2 separate regions of the Homo sapiens genome follow, and region 1 is linked to region 2. A link is an interaction called in ENCODE POLR2A ChIA-PET data of the cell type or tissue named here. Cell type or tissue: HCT116. All regions are shown on one strand. Links, peaks and the distances in the headings refer to the core of each region. The heading gives the core; the rest is flanking DNA. Region 1 overlaps POLDIP3 (DNA polymerase delta interacting protein 3). Region 2 has its middle 32 kb from the start of RRP7A.

Evidence for each region. Peaks named below come from ENCODE experiments on the same cell type or tissue, not always from the same donor. Only the 100,000 strongest peaks of a DNase experiment are listed, where the experiment ranks them.
Region 1: POLR2A ChIA-PET joins it to region 2 with 5 read pairs; 2 of 35 experiments call an interaction of 5 or more read pairs at or near these places.

What each region holds. Positions count from the first base shown.
Region 1 is chr22:42,580,193-42,584,576 of GRCh38, reverse strand. It overlaps POLDIP3 (DNA polymerase delta interacting protein 3), which reads left to right. Exons shown (of 9, transcript NM_032311.5): 9 at 1-856. It also overlaps the pseudogene RRP7BP. Among named protein-coding and RNA genes, the nearest start is that of SERHL2, 28 kb to the right of the region's middle. RefSeq lists a silencer at 2,594-2,803. In HCT116, for the core only: no CTCF peak of the experiment used is centred there; a DNase peak (open chromatin) is centred at 2,486; H3K4me3 peaks cover 1,904 bases; H3K27ac peaks cover 1,716 bases.
Region 2 is chr22:42,485,295-42,489,678 of GRCh38, reverse strand. No RefSeq gene overlaps it. Among named protein-coding and RNA genes, the nearest start is that of RRP7A, 32 kb to the left of the region's middle. In HCT116, for the core only: no CTCF peak of the experiment used is centred there; no DNase peak of the experiment used is centred there.

The DNA of each region.
Region 1 (4,384 bases), core at 85-4,084, 95 kb before region 2:
GGTCCCCTGCTGGTTGGGAGTGAAGAGAATCCAGGCTGGCAGAGCTGGAGCCAGTTGGGGAGCACGGTTCTGGGAGCTCTGCAAAATCAGTAGCAAGTGCTGGAAAAGGCACATGCCGAAGATACTCAAGAGCTCCCAAGATTTGCTTGAGGCTAGCCCAGTGAAAAAAACCAGAGACTCATGTTTCCAGGGGTCAGTCTGTCAGGCAGGAAGGACCCAGGATTTGAACCCAGCTTCAGTGTGCAGGCTCTGAGGCTGCCCAGGACGGGAAAGTCCAAGGAAGGGGCCTGGTGGTGCTCCACTTGCAGTTCTTTAAAGAATGCTGCTTTTTATTCTCCTAACCCTTTCAAGTGGGTGCAGACTTCTCGTTAGCAGCTGGAAGACATTCCTCCCACACTTTTCCCTTCCTGGCCCAAGAGAGCATCCAGAAGGCAGTAGGACCTGGTTTTTCAGGTACTGGGAGCCGGGGGCTCACTGCTTGCACTGTGCTTAGGGTAGGGATGGTAAATATCCTCCCTGCATGGCTTTATCCTCCCTCTCATCCCAAAGCAGGTATCTTCTGGTTGTCACAGAGTTTCATTGAGTCCAGCTGCAGCCACGTGGCCATCTGGAGCTGGTGCTATAGGTGACCATCTGGTACATTGAGGGGACCTGTTTGCCTCCTCCACTCTATAAGCAGTCATCTTGGGAGACCGGGAGGAGAAGGTGGTGGGCTAGTCCTGTGTCCTCCTCCACTTCCCATGCCTCTATGTTACCCATCTGTGTCTCCTGTGCAGAAGGAGAGGAAGGGGCATTAAGAGATGAAGGGTGATTATGTATTACTTATCCATTTCTGAATAAACATTTGTTATTCCTACCTTTGAGTTATCTTTTTTTTTTTTTTTTTTTTTTTTTTGAGACAAAGTCTCACTCTGTTGCCAAGGCTGGAGTGCAGTGGCACTATCTCAGCTCACTGCAACCTCCGCAGCCAGACTCAAGTAATCCTCCCACCTCAGCCTCCCAATTAGCTGGGACTGCAGGCGTGCATCACCATGTCTGGCTAATTTTTGTAGAGATGAGGTTTCACCATGTTGCACAAGCTGGTCTTGAAATCCTGACCTCAGGTGGTCTGCCTGCCTCGGCCTCCCAAAGTTGGAATTAACAGGCGTGAGCCACCACGCCCAGCCAAGGGTTTTAATCTTGCAGGGATTTCAACATTTGGGGTGGAACTTAATTATTTAAAAAATAGAGACAGATTCTTGCTATGATACCCAGGATGGTCTTGAACTCCTGGGCACAAGTGATCCTCCTGCTTCAGCCTCTCAAAGTGTTGGAGTTACAGGCATGAGCCACTGCTCCCCACCAGGGATGCAAATTACTTGATACTCCTCTCCAGAAGGTGGGGTCCTGTGCCCCTCCTGAACCCAAGTGTGCTCTGTTACTACTTTGACCAGATGTGACTCTGCCATTTCTGTGCCTAGGCTTTTAAAGATGGTCACTTCTCCATTTCCTGTGCCTGGAACATTCTCTGGGAGCCTTGACACCACATTTGAAGTTGCCTATTGGGGCCAGCATGGTGGCTCACGCCTGTAATCCCAGCACTTCAGAAGGCCGAGGCAGGCAGATCGCATGAAATCAGGAGTTTGAGACCAGCCTAACCAACGTGGTAAAACCCTGTCTCTACTAAAAATTACAAAAATTAGAGGGGCGCGGTGGTGGGCGCTTGTAATCCCAGCTATTCAGGAGGCTGAGGCAGGAGAATCACTTGAACCCGGGAGGCGGAGTTTGCAGTGAGGTGAAATCACGCCACTGCACTCCAGCCTGTGCAACAGAGCGAGGCTCTGTCTCAAAAGAAAAAAAATAGTTGACTGTCGGTTTGGCATGGTGGCTCATGCCTCTTGTCCCAGCACTTTGGGATGCTGAGGCAGGAAGATTACTGGAGCTCAGGAGTTCGAGACCAGCTTGGGCAATATAGTGAAGCCCTATCTTTACAAAAAACGAAAAATTAGCTCAGCTACTCAGGAGCCTGAAATGGAGGATCATTTGTGCCCAGGAGGCAGAGGTCGCAGTGAGCTGTGATCATGCCACTATACTCCATCCTGGGCAACACAGTGAGACGGCAGAAAAAAAAAAATAGTTGACTATTGAGTCTCATATCTGATTGCCCACCTGACATCTCCCCTGAGTGGCCTAATGGGCATCTCACCACGGCCCACAGAGAACTGATCTACTCGATTTTCCCTAAGCTGGCCCCTCTCCTGCAGTCTACCCATGTCAGTCAATGGCAACACCATCCTCTTAGTTGCTCAGACTGAAAAGCTAGCAGCCATCCTGGATTTCTCTCACACTGCCTATTCAACGTGTGAATGCATGAGTGGAAAGCTGAGTTCGCACTCGTGACTGGCCGGGGTCGACTCTGACATTCACTCCCACTTTGGCGCGCTGATTTGCCTCTGAGCGGATGAAGGTTGAGCCATGGCGGGCGGGGCCGGGGAGGCGGGCTTGGAGCGAGGGGGCGGGGCAGGCGCCACAAAAACGCGCTCGCGCCGGCGCCGAACCGCAACTCCCGGCGACCCCCGCGCTCCCGGGTGGCAAGATGGTGGCGCGCAGGACGAAGCTCGCGGCGCGGGACCCGGAGGACGGTATCCCGAGCCCACCGTGCTACGCAGGTGAGGGGATCCGGAACGCGAGACCGGGGGCGGCCAGCATCGCCGGGAGGTGTTTGGGGGCTGGCGGCGGCCGGGGGTCCCCAGGAGCGGCCGCACGGTTGGGTGTGAGCCCCGGTGGCCCGTGGCCCCAGGCTCCGCAGGTCTTGAGGCTCCGGGGTCCCGAGGACCCACGCGGCGCCCTTCTGCCTGCTCACTCTCCCGGGGCGAGCCCAACTTGGTCCACGCTTCCCTTGGGTGAGCCCGCCTCTGTCCACACTCTCACCCAGGACAAACCCATTTCCGTCCACACCTGCTTGTCCAGGTGAGCTCATCCCCTTCTCATCGCCTCTGCTCCTAGTCCATCCCCCATCAGCTCTTACCTGGGCTGTTATAGGCCCTCCTACTCGGTTGCCCTCCTTCTCCTCTTGCCCCTGCTTCTGTTCTCCACCCACGTGCCAGAATGTTCTTTTAAGGACATTTAGATTCGATCATGTCTGCCGCGCCCACGATAGGCGCCACACCTACTGCATTCCCTCCAGTGGCTTTATCAGGTAGCTTCTAAAACAAAAACCAGACTTCTTAACCTGTGTGGGCCACGTGGTCTGGCTGGTGCCGACCTAAAGCTCTTTCTGTTCCTCTGAGGGAACATGCTTTTTCCCCCCTCTGGGTTTTTGCACGTGCTGTGCCGGTTTGTTGCACAGTGGCGTTCTGGCCTGAGCTTTAATGTTGCTTCCTCAAAGAGGCCATCCGTGATGGCCTATGGAAGGAAGACCTCTGCCACCCCATCACCCTGTAATGTTTCCTTCACGATTGATACAAGTTTGCTGTATGCTTACTTGTTAATTGTCTTCTCCGTTATTGCAACTGAGCTTCCTGAGTTCAGGGACCGCAGCTCTATGCCAACCGGTACTGTGACGGAGGTGTGAGAAAAATAGAAGCAGTTCCTAGCTTTATGAGGATTACAGTCATGGGTGTGCCAGCGATTAACCAAAGAATCTCATCAATATAGCCCCCAGACTGTTAAGAGAAGCTGTGAAGGCACAGGCAGTGGGATCTGAGCTGGCAGGAGGGGCGGAGGTGATGCTAAGGCTCTCCTGAGGAAGCGAGGTTTGAGCTAAACCTGAGGTGAGCGGGAGGGAAGAGGGTGACACGCCAGGTAGAGAGGCCAGCATGTGTGAGGCCCTGGTGTACCCGGGGGAACAGAGAATCCAAGGTGCTGGGGGAAGATGGTACAAGAAGAGGTCACAGTGACAGGCAGGGTCTCACGGGGCTTCCAGCCATGGTTAGGATTTTGGCGTTGACTCCAAGAGCCGCAGGGTTCGAGCTTCCCTCTCATTGCGCCCCCATCTGTAATCATTGCCCATTTATCTTCTCTCTCCCTGCACCGCCTTGGGAGGCCCTCCTGGGCAGACTCTTAGAGCCCGCACAGGCTTTGCCAAAGAGTAGGGTAAGGGGGGTTGGTGAAGGGATGGATGGATCGATGAACAGATAGGACTAGACAGGGATGTGGAGAAAGGAAGTTGTGTGAGTGTCTCGCTGGCCTCAGCTCAGGGTAGCCTGGCCATCCCTCCCCTCCCATTTCCTTTCCAGCTATTCCAATCAAGTTCTCTGAAAAGCAACAGGCTTCTCACTACCTCTATGTGAGAGCACACGGCATTCAACAAGGCACCAAGTCCACCTGGCCTCAGAAGAGGACTCTTTTTGTCTTCAATGTGCCCCCATACTGCACAGAGGTGAGCTGGTGTCTGGGAGGGGAC
Region 2 (4,384 bases), core at 292-4,291:
CTCAGTAGCTTTCACCTTTCCATCTTTCTTCACACCACCACGCTGGCCTATCAGTCTTTTTTTTTTTTTTTTGAGTCGGAGTTTTGCTCTTGTTGCCCAGGCTGGAGTGCAATGGCGCGATCTCGGCTCATCACAACCTCTGCCTCCCGGGTTCAAGAGATTCTCCTGCCTCAGCCTCCTGAGTAGCTGGGATTACAGGTGCCTGCCACCATGCCCGGCTAATTTTTGCGTTTTTAGTAGAGATGGGGTTTCACCATGTTGGTCAGGTTGGTCTCAAACTCCTGGACCTCAGGTGATCCGCCCACCTCGGCCTCCCAAAATGCTGGGATTACAGGCGTGAGCCACCGTGCCCGGCCATAGTTATTCATATGTTTATTATTTTTTTCTTTTTTTTTAATTTTTAGAGACAGGGTCTTGCTGCATTGCCCAGGTTGGAGGGCAGGGGCTATTCATAGGTGTGATCCCAGCCCACTGCAGCCTCGGACTCCTGGCGTTGAGCGATCCCCCAACCCCAGCCTCCCAAGTAGCTGGGATTACAGACACATGCCACTGTGCCCAGCTTGTATGTGTTTCCATTCCTTTAGCAAAAATGTGTTGAGTGCCGGTGGAGCAGCAGTGCACCTGCCCAGGAGGCCCGTGGCATGAGGCTGAGTGCAAACAGAAAGGGAGAGTAATTTCCTGGACTTTTACAAAGTGAGGCCCAAGGTTTGAACAGAATGCCCTGGTGAGAGGTTAGCTCATAGACCCCGGTGTGAGTTGAACTCTTAACCTTGTGGAGCAATAAATGAAGGCCTCCAGATATGAAATGATTTGCTTGGTGTCTCCTGCCCGCAACCTGTACATTTTTCTTCTAGAACATGCCTATAGTATTCTTGATTTTTTTAAAGACACTATTTTGAGGAAACAGTTTTAGGTTCACAGCATAATTGAGAGGAAGGTACATTTATATGATTTTTAAACCTTGGAGGAAGAGGATTTTTTTTTTTTTTTTTTGAGAGAGAGTCTCGCTCTGTCACACAGGCTGGAGTGCAGTGGCATGATCCTGGCTTACTGCAACCTCCGCCTCCCAGGTTCCAGTGATTCTCCTGCCTTAGCCTCCCAAGTAGGTGGGACTACAGGCACACACCACCACACCCGGCTAATTTTTGTATTTTTAGTAGAGACGGGGTTTCACCATGTTGGCCAGGCTGGTTTCAAACTCCTGACCTCAGGTGATCCACCCGCCTTAGCCTCCCAAAGTTCTGGGATTATAGGCGTGAGTGTGGCCTAATTTTTTCGTATTTTTAGTAGAGATGGGGTTTCACCATGTTGGCCAGGCTGGTCTCAAACTCCTGACCTCAAGTGATCCTCCTGCCTTGGCCTCCCAAAGTGCTGGGATTACAGACATGAGCCACTGTGCCTGGCCTCACAGGTAATAATTTTATTTATTTATTTATTTACTTTGGGACAGAGTCTCGCTGAGTCACCCAGACTGGAGGGCAGTGGCGTGATCTCAGCTCGCTACAACCTCCGCCTCCCAGGTTCAAGCTATTCTCCTGCCTCAGCCCCCCAAGTAGCTGGGATTACAGGTGCCCGCCACCACGCCCGGGTAACTTCTGTATTTTTAGTAGAGATGGGGTTTCAACATGTTGACCAGGGTGGTTTCAGACTCCTGACCTCAAGTGATCTGCCTGCCTTGGGCTCTCAAAGTGCTAGGATTACAGGTGTGAGCCACTGCACCTGGCCCTCAAAGGTAATAATTTTTGTTTTTTTTTTCAGACAGAGTCTCACTTTGTCACCCAGGCTGGAGTGCAATGTCACGATCTCGGCTCACTGCAACCTCCGCCTCCCAGGTTCAAGCGATTCTCCTGCCTCAGCTTCCCAAGTAGCTGGGATTACAGGTGCGTGCCACCATGCCTGGCTAATTTGTGTATTTTTAGTAGAGACGGGGTTTCACCATGTTGGTCAGGCGGGTCTCGAGCTCCTGACTTCGTGATCCACCCACCTCGGCTTCCCAAAGTGCTGGGATTATAGGCGTGAGCCACCTCGCCTGGCCGAAGGTAATAATTTGAAATTATTGAAAGTTGCCCCACATTTTCTGTAATTACAGTTATTAGGCACAAGGATTCTGGAAAATGTTTCTTTTGAATGTGAACATTTAAAAAAAAATTAAAAACCACATATGCCTTGTATAGGTTGTCTACTATGCATGACATCAGTGGGCTTAATGGTTTTCTCTCAAAGGTGCTTAGCAAATATTTCACAACTAATAGTAGGAAGCTCAGTTAGCCTTGGTGAGGGTCCTGGTCTTAATTCAGGCCTGACTCTGCCCTGACAAACCTGCAGAACTCTGAATCGCACAAGTTAGGTCCAGATTTAAACATTCCCAGAAAGTCCTAGCTGCAAAGGAGATGAGGAAGACATGGTTACAGTGATTTTTCTGGAGTTAGGAACCTTATATTCTAGTTTTGGGAAGACACTTGGCTTCTAAATAGTTTTCTTTACCATTGGTTCTCTTTTCATAGATCTTACTATTTTATAAGTTTAGTTAATGAAAGAAGAGCTTTTCTTTTTCTTTCTTTCTTTTTTCTTTTTTGAGATGGAGTCTGGCTCTATCGCCCAAGCTAGAGTGCAATGGCATGATCTCAGCTCACTGCAACCTCTGCCTCCTGGGTTCAAGCGATTCTCCTGCCTCAGCCTCCCGCGTAATTGGGATTACAGGTGCCCACCACCACGCCCGACTAATTTTTGTATTTTCAGTAGAGACAGGATTTTGCTATGTTGGCCAGGCTGGTCTTGAACTCCTGACCTCAGGTGATCCGCCCACTTCGGCCTCCCAAAGTGCTGGGATTACAGGCGTGAGCCACCGTGCCCCACCTCTCTTTCTTTCTTTCTTTCTTTCTTTTTTTTTTTTTTTTTTGAGACGGAGTTTCACTCTTGTTGCCCAGGCTGGAGTACAATGGCACGATCTCGGCTCACTGCAACTTCCGCCTCCCAGGTTTGAGCAATTCTCCTGCCTCAGCCTCCCATCCTGCTTCAGCCTCCCAAGTAGCTGGGATTACAGGCATGTGCCACCACACCCAGCTAATTTTGTATTTTTAGTAGAGATGGGGTTTCACTCTGTTGGTCAGGCTGGTCTCGAACTCCTGACCTCAGGTGATCCACCCACCTCAGGCTCCCAAAATGCTGGGATTATAGGTGTGAGCCACTGCGCCTGGCCACTTTTTTTTTTTTTTTTTTTTTTTTTTTTGAGGCAGTGTCTTGGTTTTTTGCCTAGGCTGAAGTGCAGTGGTGTGATCACAGCTCACTGCTGCCTCTACCTCTTGGGCTCAAGTGATCCTCCTGCCTCAGCCTCCTGAGTAGCTGATTTGATTCTACAGGCACTGCCACCACACTAGGCTAATTTTTCAAAAAATTTTAAATCAATAAAATGTTTTTACATAGAGACATAGTCTCACTATGTCGCCTAGGCTGGTCTCGAACTCCTGGACTCAATCAATCCACCCACCTTAGCTTCCCAAAGTGCTAGGATTACAGGTGTGAGCCACTGCACCTGGCTTTTAAAAAAAAACAAAAACAAAAACAAAAAAAACAGGGTCTCACCTTACACAGTTCGCTGCAGCCTCAACCTCCTGGGCTCAGGTGATCCTCCCATCTCAGTCTCCCAAGTAACTGGGACTACAGGCACACACAACCATGCCTGGCTAATTTTTTGTATTTTTTGTAGAGATGGGTTTTTGATGCGTTGCCCAGGCTGGTCTCTAACTCCTGGACTCAAGTGATCCACCCACCTCAGTCTCCCAAAGTGCTGGGATTACAAGCATGAGCCATTGTGCCTGGCCAAAAAGTTTTTCTTCACTTGAGTGTCTGATAATAAATACTTCATCTTCATTCCTCCTGGGTGGTGACGAAGTAGAAATTATTTACTTTGGTTTCCAATTATATATATAATATATATATATATAATAATAACAATAATAATAATTTTTTTGAGACAGAGTCTTGCTCTGTCACCCAGGCTGGAGTGCAGTGGCTTGATCTCGGCTCACTGCAAGCTCCGCCTCCCAGGTTCACGGCATTCTCCTGCCTCAGCCTCTCGAGCAGCTGGACTACAGGTGAGTGCCACCACACCCGGCTAATTTTTTGCATTTTTAGTAGAGACGGGGTTTCACCATGTTAGCCAGGATGGTCTCGATCTCCTGACCTCAAGTGATCTGCCTGCCTTGGCTTCCCAAAGTGTTGGGATTACAGGCGTGAGCCACCGTGCCCGGCCAGTCTCCAATTATATTCATAGTAAAAGTCAAAATAACATTTCATTCAATTCTGATAGACAAGGACCTGCCCCAAATTTATCTTTTTTTTTTTTTTTTTTGAGGCAGAGTTTTGCTTCTTCGCCACGGCGGGA